Regions from separate parts of the Homo sapiens genome. Here all the other regions are linked to region 1. A link is a loop called in an ENCODE intact Hi-C map of the cell type or tissue named here. Cell type or tissue: PC-3. All regions are shown on one strand.

The links. Hi-C counts contacts between places; a loop is a spot of excess contacts. Peaks named below come from ENCODE experiments on the same cell type or tissue, not always from the same donor. Only the 100,000 strongest peaks of a DNase experiment are listed, where the experiment ranks them.
Region 2: a loop joins it to region 1, with 2.0 times the contacts of the local background. A loop is called at or near these places in 4 of 110 quality-filtered maps.
Region 3: a loop joins it to region 1, with 4 times the contacts of the local background. A loop is called at or near these places in 2 of 110 quality-filtered maps.

The regions. Positions count from the first base shown.
Region 1 is chr17:66,347,331-66,349,830 of GRCh38, reverse strand. All of the region lies in intron 2 of PRKCA (protein kinase C alpha), which reads right to left. Among named protein-coding and RNA genes, the nearest start is that of PRKCA, 46 kb to the right of the region's middle. RefSeq lists an enhancer at 946-1,240. In PC-3, no CTCF peak of the experiment used is centred here; DNase peaks (open chromatin) are centred at 1,040 and 1,950; H3K4me3 peaks cover 1,687 bases; H3K27ac peaks cover 2,290 bases.
Region 2 is chr17:66,430,915-66,433,414 of GRCh38, reverse strand. The region is part of intron 2 of PRKCA (protein kinase C alpha); the gene reads right to left. Among named protein-coding and RNA genes, the nearest start is that of PRKCA-AS1, 15 kb to the right of the region's middle. In PC-3, no CTCF peak of the experiment used is centred here; a DNase peak (open chromatin) is centred at 1,344; H3K4me3 peaks cover 841 bases; H3K27ac peaks cover 1,305 bases.
Region 3 is chr17:66,461,676-66,464,175 of GRCh38, reverse strand. The region is part of intron 2 of PRKCA (protein kinase C alpha); the gene reads right to left. Among named protein-coding and RNA genes, the nearest start is that of PRKCA-AS1, 46 kb to the right of the region's middle. RefSeq lists a silencer at 831-1,125. In PC-3, no CTCF peak of the experiment used is centred here; a DNase peak (open chromatin) is centred at 1,065; H3K27ac peaks cover 1,363 bases.

The DNA.
Region 1 (2,500 bases):
AAAAATAAGAGACACTGGAGGCAGCCAAAGAGACACCTAACACTCAATCAAAGCCGTGCAAGTGAGGAGAGCAGTTTTTGGGAGCCAGGCCAAACACTGTTCTATTGGAGGAATGAATTTTGTGTTTGTGCGCAGTCAGCAGCCCAGAGGAGATGTGAGAATACAGGACCTGGACAACTAAAGGCCCGGGAAAACCCTCTCTGTCCTGCCAGAGTCTACCGCATGGGCAAACACTCCATACCCAAACTGTTCAAAAGGGATGACTTATTTCTTCCATGCAAAAGGCCAGAAGAAAAATGAAAAGCCAGAAGGAGAGAGGAAACAAGGGTGTGATGGTTTCTTTGCAAACCTCTACTGCGGAACAGCTCCATACTCACCAAGCCAGGTCTACACAGCAGGCCTGGTTTAGTGTTGGCTACTGGTTTTCCATCCCTAAGACATGTGCAACCTTGCCAAATGCGGGGGGTAGCAGGGTAGGCAGGCAGCATATTCATCCTCAGGGGAGAACAGCAAAAGCCCAGAAGGAATTTTAATTTCTCTTATAAAACAAAAATCTCAAGACAAAAACTTTACTGCCAAACTTTACATGGAAAGCAAAAATAAACTATTTGCTTTATACCTGCTGCCACAGGTATGAAATATTTTATTAGATGACTGTCCACTCACCATTAGGCTGACTCTCAAATTATGGACAGGAAGAGAGCAAACCGTTCACTTGATGGACGCAGCTAAGATGAACACTCAGCTGCTCACATTGTGTTCAGGTTCTGGTGCATTTTGAACACTTCGTAAGAGAAATTACTGAAGCTCTTAATAACAAACTTGCCTTCCAGAACAGAAAGGTTTTATGAAAAAATCCTCAACCAAACCCTTGATACATTCTCAGTTAAATGCTATACTAAAAGTTCTCAGGAAGTCTCTATTTTGGAGACCTGTAATTTTTAACCGTATAGTTTGGTTGCTGCTGACTAAAGCTGAGAGTAATTTTACAACTCCATTATCCACATGTGGATGACTCATTTGTTAGATTAGCCTAACTTCCAGCTGCCCTCCCCCTCTGCTGTTCAACCTGCTGCTGGATAATGTTCCAACTGCCTGCTCTAAGAGGCTGAAAGTATGCAAACCCATCTTAACACAACACAGAGACAAAATGAGATAGTGGTGTTGACTATGTTTTGAATGCATTTCTCCAAGACAAATAAGAGTTTTGGATTGATGCACTGTTTTGGGCAATTGGCACAATTTCACTTTATTAGTATGAATTTTAATGTGATGTTTCTAACCTCTTAAATCAAAGTGTGCCTCAAAGTATGCTCCACAAACCCTTAAGGGTCCTCATGATCAAACCACTTTAATGATAATACTGAGCCACTATTTGCCTTTTTCCTTGTGTTGACGTTTGCACTGATGGTGCAAGAGCAATGGTGGTGTGACAGCAGGAACCTTAGCCTGAGTCAAGGTGACAGTGCCAGGCGGTACTAGCAGGAATTATGTTCTTCCCACCATGAAATCCCAGGGGCTTTTTGTTGTCTTTTATGCCAGTTTCATTTAAGAAAGTCTCGATGAAGCATTAACAATTATTGATTCTGGGCCAGGCATGGTGGCTCACACCTATAATCACAGCACTTTACGAGGCCAAGGCAGGTGGATCACATGAGGCCAGGAGTTGGAGACCAGCCTGGCAAACATGGTGAAACCCCATCTCTACTAAAACTATAAAAATTAGCCGGGCGTGGTGGCGTGTGCCTGTAATCCCAGCTACTCATAAGTCTGAGGCAGTAGAATCGCTTGAACCCAGGAGGTGGAGGTTGCAGTGAGCTAAGACTGGGCCACTGCACTCCAGCCTGGGCACAGAGCAAGACTTTGTCTCAAAAAAAAAAAAAAAAAAAGGTTCAGAATTCTGAGTAAATATTCTGACACATAAAGCATTTGGCTACACTCCAGGGATGAGGGCTGTCTTGAGCTGAGCAGCCACTCTCTCCATGAAACACCACTTTGACTCAAAAGAACAACTACAATATGGTTGCTTAGACTTGGATATTTGGCAGATACTTTTTTGAAATACAATAAAGTTTTCCAAGTGAAAAACACAATCTTAGAAAATGTGCATCTACCGTCAGCTTGACGGCTTCCTAATAATACTTAAAGGCTCTTTGATGAGACTGATGGTGATACTAATAATTGTGACTTTTTTGATGTTGAATAATGAAATGTGTCAACATTTAGAAGAACCTGCAGAACTCAATGAAATAGTGTTTTCCAAACTAAAGAATGCGGTCACACCAACACATAAAAGAGCCATTCAACACATAAGATGGACCAATATGAAACACAGACACGGTTTCATTCTCTACCTTGCAACCAACCTTTGAGAAACTTACTTGCCAACGACCACTATCAAAAGTATCAAAGAATATCTCCAGTTACGTGAAAAAGCTATTAAAATATTCCCTCCTTTTTTCAATTACATATATGTGTTAGACATACACTTCAACCAAAA
Region 2 (2,500 bases), 84 kb before region 1:
GAAGTGGGAGGGATCTGCAATAGCTCAGCAGGGAGAGAGGCTGCTCTTGACTATGTTTATAGGAAACTTCAGTGGAGGTAATTTCATTAGAAGATGCCTCCAGGGCCAGGACCAGGGCCAGGGCCGGGGCCAGAGCTGGGGCCGGGGCTGCAGGGAAGCTCTGGGCCCTGGGGTTTCCTCCAGGGCACACACTACTGGGAACACATACACTGAGGTATACACGGCCTTCCAAAAGCATCCCAGCTATTGGAACACTTAATCTCTAGAGTTCTTGCTTTTAAAAAAAGGCAGTGAGGGTATATCCAAACTAGGAGGCAGGGATTATTAATTCTAGCTGCCACCTTCTGGTTTTCTGAACTACCTCCTTCCCCCCGGCTAACTGCACACATCAGAGTCTAGTTTTGGACACTTAACCTTCAGTAGCTCACACCTCACAAAGAGCCTGGCTTCACAAGCTGCCCTCTCACTTACTGAAAGGTCTTAGGTTGGTACAAAAGTAATTGCAGTTTTTCCCATTAAAAAAATAGCAAAAACCACAATTACTTTTGCTCCAACCAAATACACAATAGGCTGACTGCAAAGGTGGGGGTTTTGGGGCTTTATCAGTACTGATGGGTCCTGTGCTGACTTAGAAACAAAATCTGACCTGCTCAGTGCACTGGTGGTATCACTTATTCAATCAACAAACAGCAACTACAGACCTACTACATGCAAAATACCAAAGAAACTCACAAGAATAAGGCCCAGTCCCTGGCATCAAGACTCTTAAGATCTCAAGAAGTGACAAGGCCTAGGTTCTCCAACTGGCCAAATACAGGAACTTAGAAAAGCCCCATGACCTCCCTAAGCCGTAGTTTTCTCACATATTTAATGCAAATGAAAATCAGACCCCCTGAAAATAAAATATTATCAGGGAGGAAGATTAATCACCACAGGGAAGATTCTCCCTGAGGGTCTCTCCTGAAGCTTTGTCTGAGAAAACATCAAAAAGCGTATGTGGAGGAAGAGTGTGCTTGGGGGAAGTAAAGGTGGGGGAATGATCTGTAGTCATGGTAACAAGAAACTACCAGTTTAAGAATCAATGACAGCTCAGAACCAGTACACGGGCTTCTGACATCCCCATGCTTTTGTCAACAGCTGATCAACAAGGCACTCATCCAAGGACCCTGCTAATGACCTCTCACTCCCACCTCTCAAAGCCTGACCAGCCTCGAACTTCACGCTTCCCAAGATCCTAAACAAGATCGGCTCCCAGCTTTGCTGAGGAAAGCTGCCACTGAAGAGAGCTCTGCTTCTTACTTGCATGAGTAATAAATTTACCTTGTTGTTGCAAATTTTTGGCAATGTTCTCTTTCTTGAATATGAGTCACTAAAACATTCTCCCCTTCCTTTCAGGGCATGTTTCAGCCTAAGGATAAAAAAAGGGAACGGTCTTGAAAGTGCTTTGGAAATGCTGATTTGAAATGAAAAAAGAATTAGGATGCGGGGGGAAATTATTACTGGTTTTCCATGGGACGGGTCCTCAGGTTTACCCAGTGCCAATTTGGCCTTGCTTCAGACATAATTCTGCTATACTTAATTATTGGCTTTCAGTGAAGATTAAAAGCTGCAAATGATGTGCGGAAGAGGGACAGAGCTGGCAACCAGGGTTGAACTACTAATGTGTCCAACTCAGGAATCAATTCCATTTAGTGCTAAATTCTTAGTTTCAGAAGGAATTTAAGAGTAATACAATGGAGGGGAAGGGCATGTGTGTCACTGATGAGCATGGACTTTGCTGGAGCGCAGAGGGGAAGCGACAGCTACCCAGAGTGAAGCTTTCTCAGCCAACCTCTGGAGAGCAGAGACTAAACTTCTGCAATATTTCTGATGCAACCAACTTTATTCTGACCAATTTGGATCATGAGCCACAGGAAGAAATGAAACTCAAATTATTTGTCCTGCAGACAAATGAAAACATGAGGCCACCTTTCCTGAAGAAACGTGCTTGTTCCATTAAGAAAAGTATGAAAAGATCAGAATGACCCAAGAAAAGAAAAAAGCAACAAGATGAATTCATTTCCATGACTATTGTCCGGCACAGCTGCACTGAACTCATTTGCATCGCTATTAAATAGCCCTAATAAATATGAATATTGCGCAACATAAAGCACGTAAAAGGTCCATGTTTGAAATATCTAAAAGTATCAAAAACAATAAACCCAGTAGCCCAAGGAACTTCAAATACATTGTTATTCTTCCCATCAGAAGGACAGTAAATTAGTGGACAATTATGAGAAGAAAGTAAGCATTCTGAAAGCTAGTCATTAGTGGTACACAAACAAGAATAAATTTTCCAGTGTGAACAATAAGGGCTGGCTGTGATTTTATTACAAACTGGAGGCCCAAACCATGCTTTCAGAAAGCAGTTTCACCCCATGAAGCAAATTAACACTCCACTTTTCCTTGGGGCCTGTGATTTCCTTGGAAAGCCCTCTGCCAGTCAGTAAGTGGGACTTTT
Region 3 (2,500 bases), 110 kb before region 1:
AATGCATATTGCTAAGTGTAAGAAGCCAATCTGAAAAGGTTACATGCTGCAGGATTCCAAATACATGACATCCTGAAAAAGGCAAAACCATGGAGACAATAGAAGGATCAATGGATGCTAAGGGTTGGAAGAAAAAGGGATCTTCTATTGGTGGAGCATAGAAGATCTTTAGGGCAGTGAAAATATACCTTGCATGATACTAGAATAGTAGCTGTATATGATGATACATTTGTCACAACTCACAGAAGATACACCAAGAATGAACTCTTCCATAAACTGTGGACTTTGGGTGATAATAATGTCAATGCAGCTTAATCAACTGCAATGAATGGACCACTCTGGTGAGGGATGATGACAGTGGGGATGCTGTGCAGGCACAGAGAAATGAGGTACATGGGAAATCTCTGTATCTTCTGCTCAGTTTTGCTGGGAACCTAAAACTGCTCTAAAAAATAAATTAAAAAAACAAAACAAACAAACTAGCTGGGCACAGTGGCTCATGCCTGCAATCCCAGCACTTTGGGAGGCCAAGGCAGGCAGATCATGAGGTCAGGAGATCGAGACCAACCTGGCTAACATGGTGAAACCCCATCTCTACTAAAAATACAAAAAATTAGCTGGGCATGGTGGCACATGCCTGTAATCTCAGCTACTTGGGAGGCTGAGGCAGGAGAATCGCTTGAGCTTGGGAGGCGGAGGTTGCAGTGAGCCGAGATCATGCCACTGCACTCCAGCTTGGGCGACAGAGCAAAACTTCGTCTCAAAAAAATAAAAAAATTTAAAAAAAAAAAAACACAGAATCAAGGCTAAGAATTTCACCATACAAAATCAAATTCCTGGGTAGCTGCAAGTTTGCTCAGTTAACTCGTGTAGTTCAAGTGACTTAACTCACATAGTTCAAGTGACTCAGCTAGTCACTAGATCTTTTCTTACGGTTTCAGAGAAAAGTCAGCAAAAACTGCACATTATACAGGGCGACAGGCATGGCAGCAGTTTCTGGTGCACATGTTGCCTGTCTCCCGGTGACAGAAGATAACAGAGGACTAAGAGCGCACATATACCTCAAGAGCCCTAAGGCTGCCACAGGAGAGTAAACAACTCCACCCAGCACTGCTCCAGGCCGGGTAAGCCAACCTCTCTGGAGTCTGCAGGCTTACAATTGATTCTGGGGAAATAATTTATTATGATTGCCAGTCAGTGACTCATAAATGTGTGTGTGTGTGTGTGTGTGTGTGTGTGTGTGTGTGTGTTTGCATGTGTGCACGTGCATGTGTGTGCATGTCTTTGTAATTCTTCTTCCACATCCTTCAATTATTTTCTAAGCACCAACAGTAAACTTCTGGGCTACTTTTAATAAGAGATTCTTATTCTCTGCAGGAGGACATTTCATTCCTCTTAGCTATGACATATTCAACATTTTTATAGAAAGCAAAAACCATAGGTGGGAGGTAGGGGTGTTCGTGTTTTTGTAAATTGCCTCTAAAGAAGCTGCCACCATTGGTGGGGAAGACCTATATCATGGCTTACAAAAAAGTATCCTAAAATGGACATAAGCACTATTCATGTGCTTCAGTAGATTAAAAAAGATGGTTGGTGTCTTTTATCTATTTTGAGAAAGAAACAAATTTATACAATGAAAACGTTCACAGAAACTAGATGTAAGGTTGTAAAAATAAATAAGTACCTTGCTTTCTTATACAATAAGACATTCAAGTATTAGAAAAATGGAACTGCTACATGGGAAGTAATTATTATGTTAAGGCAAACTTTAGCTATTAGATGCCTTTTTTCTTCTCTCATTAAGCACAACCATCAACTTTTCATGAGCGGGCCCACTGGCTGCTGTCTGGAATGAAGAATCCTATGTTGCTTTCCAGCCTCACATTTCCCCTTTGTGTACTACAAAATAGGAGCTGTTTCATTAGAAACATAAAACAATGAGGAAGAAGCTGTTATTGACAAACTGGGTTTGGCCTTGTGCACTGATCTCAGAAACCGCAGAGCACCAGCCAGCTTCCATCCATGAAGGGATTTGTCTGTCCAACTTGAGTTCAAACAGAGGGAAGCAGACCCGACGTTTAAAAGAATATATCACACACCCTCTGCCCACAACCAAGGTCTCATCTTAGAAGTGATGAAAATAGAGGGTCAAAAAAGAAAAAACTAGACACTGTTCACGGAAACAGGAAACACCTCAATGACATCCCATAGAAGCATGCTCGGTAGTTAGGAACCCCAGTCTCCTCCTCGGTAGTTAGGAACCCCAGTCTCCTCCTCGGTAGTTAGGAACCCCAGTCTCCTCCTCGATAGTTAGGAACCCCAGTGCCTATACACCCATTATCTCAGGGGTCAATTATTTCAATTACTTCACACTCCAGCTGCCAATTAACTCATGGGCCACCATGAAACCCACAGAATGCCTCTATGCCAAGAAGGTTCTCAAGTATCTGCTATCATAATATAAACCTAAGTGCCCAGTGAATACTGTTTTTCTATTACA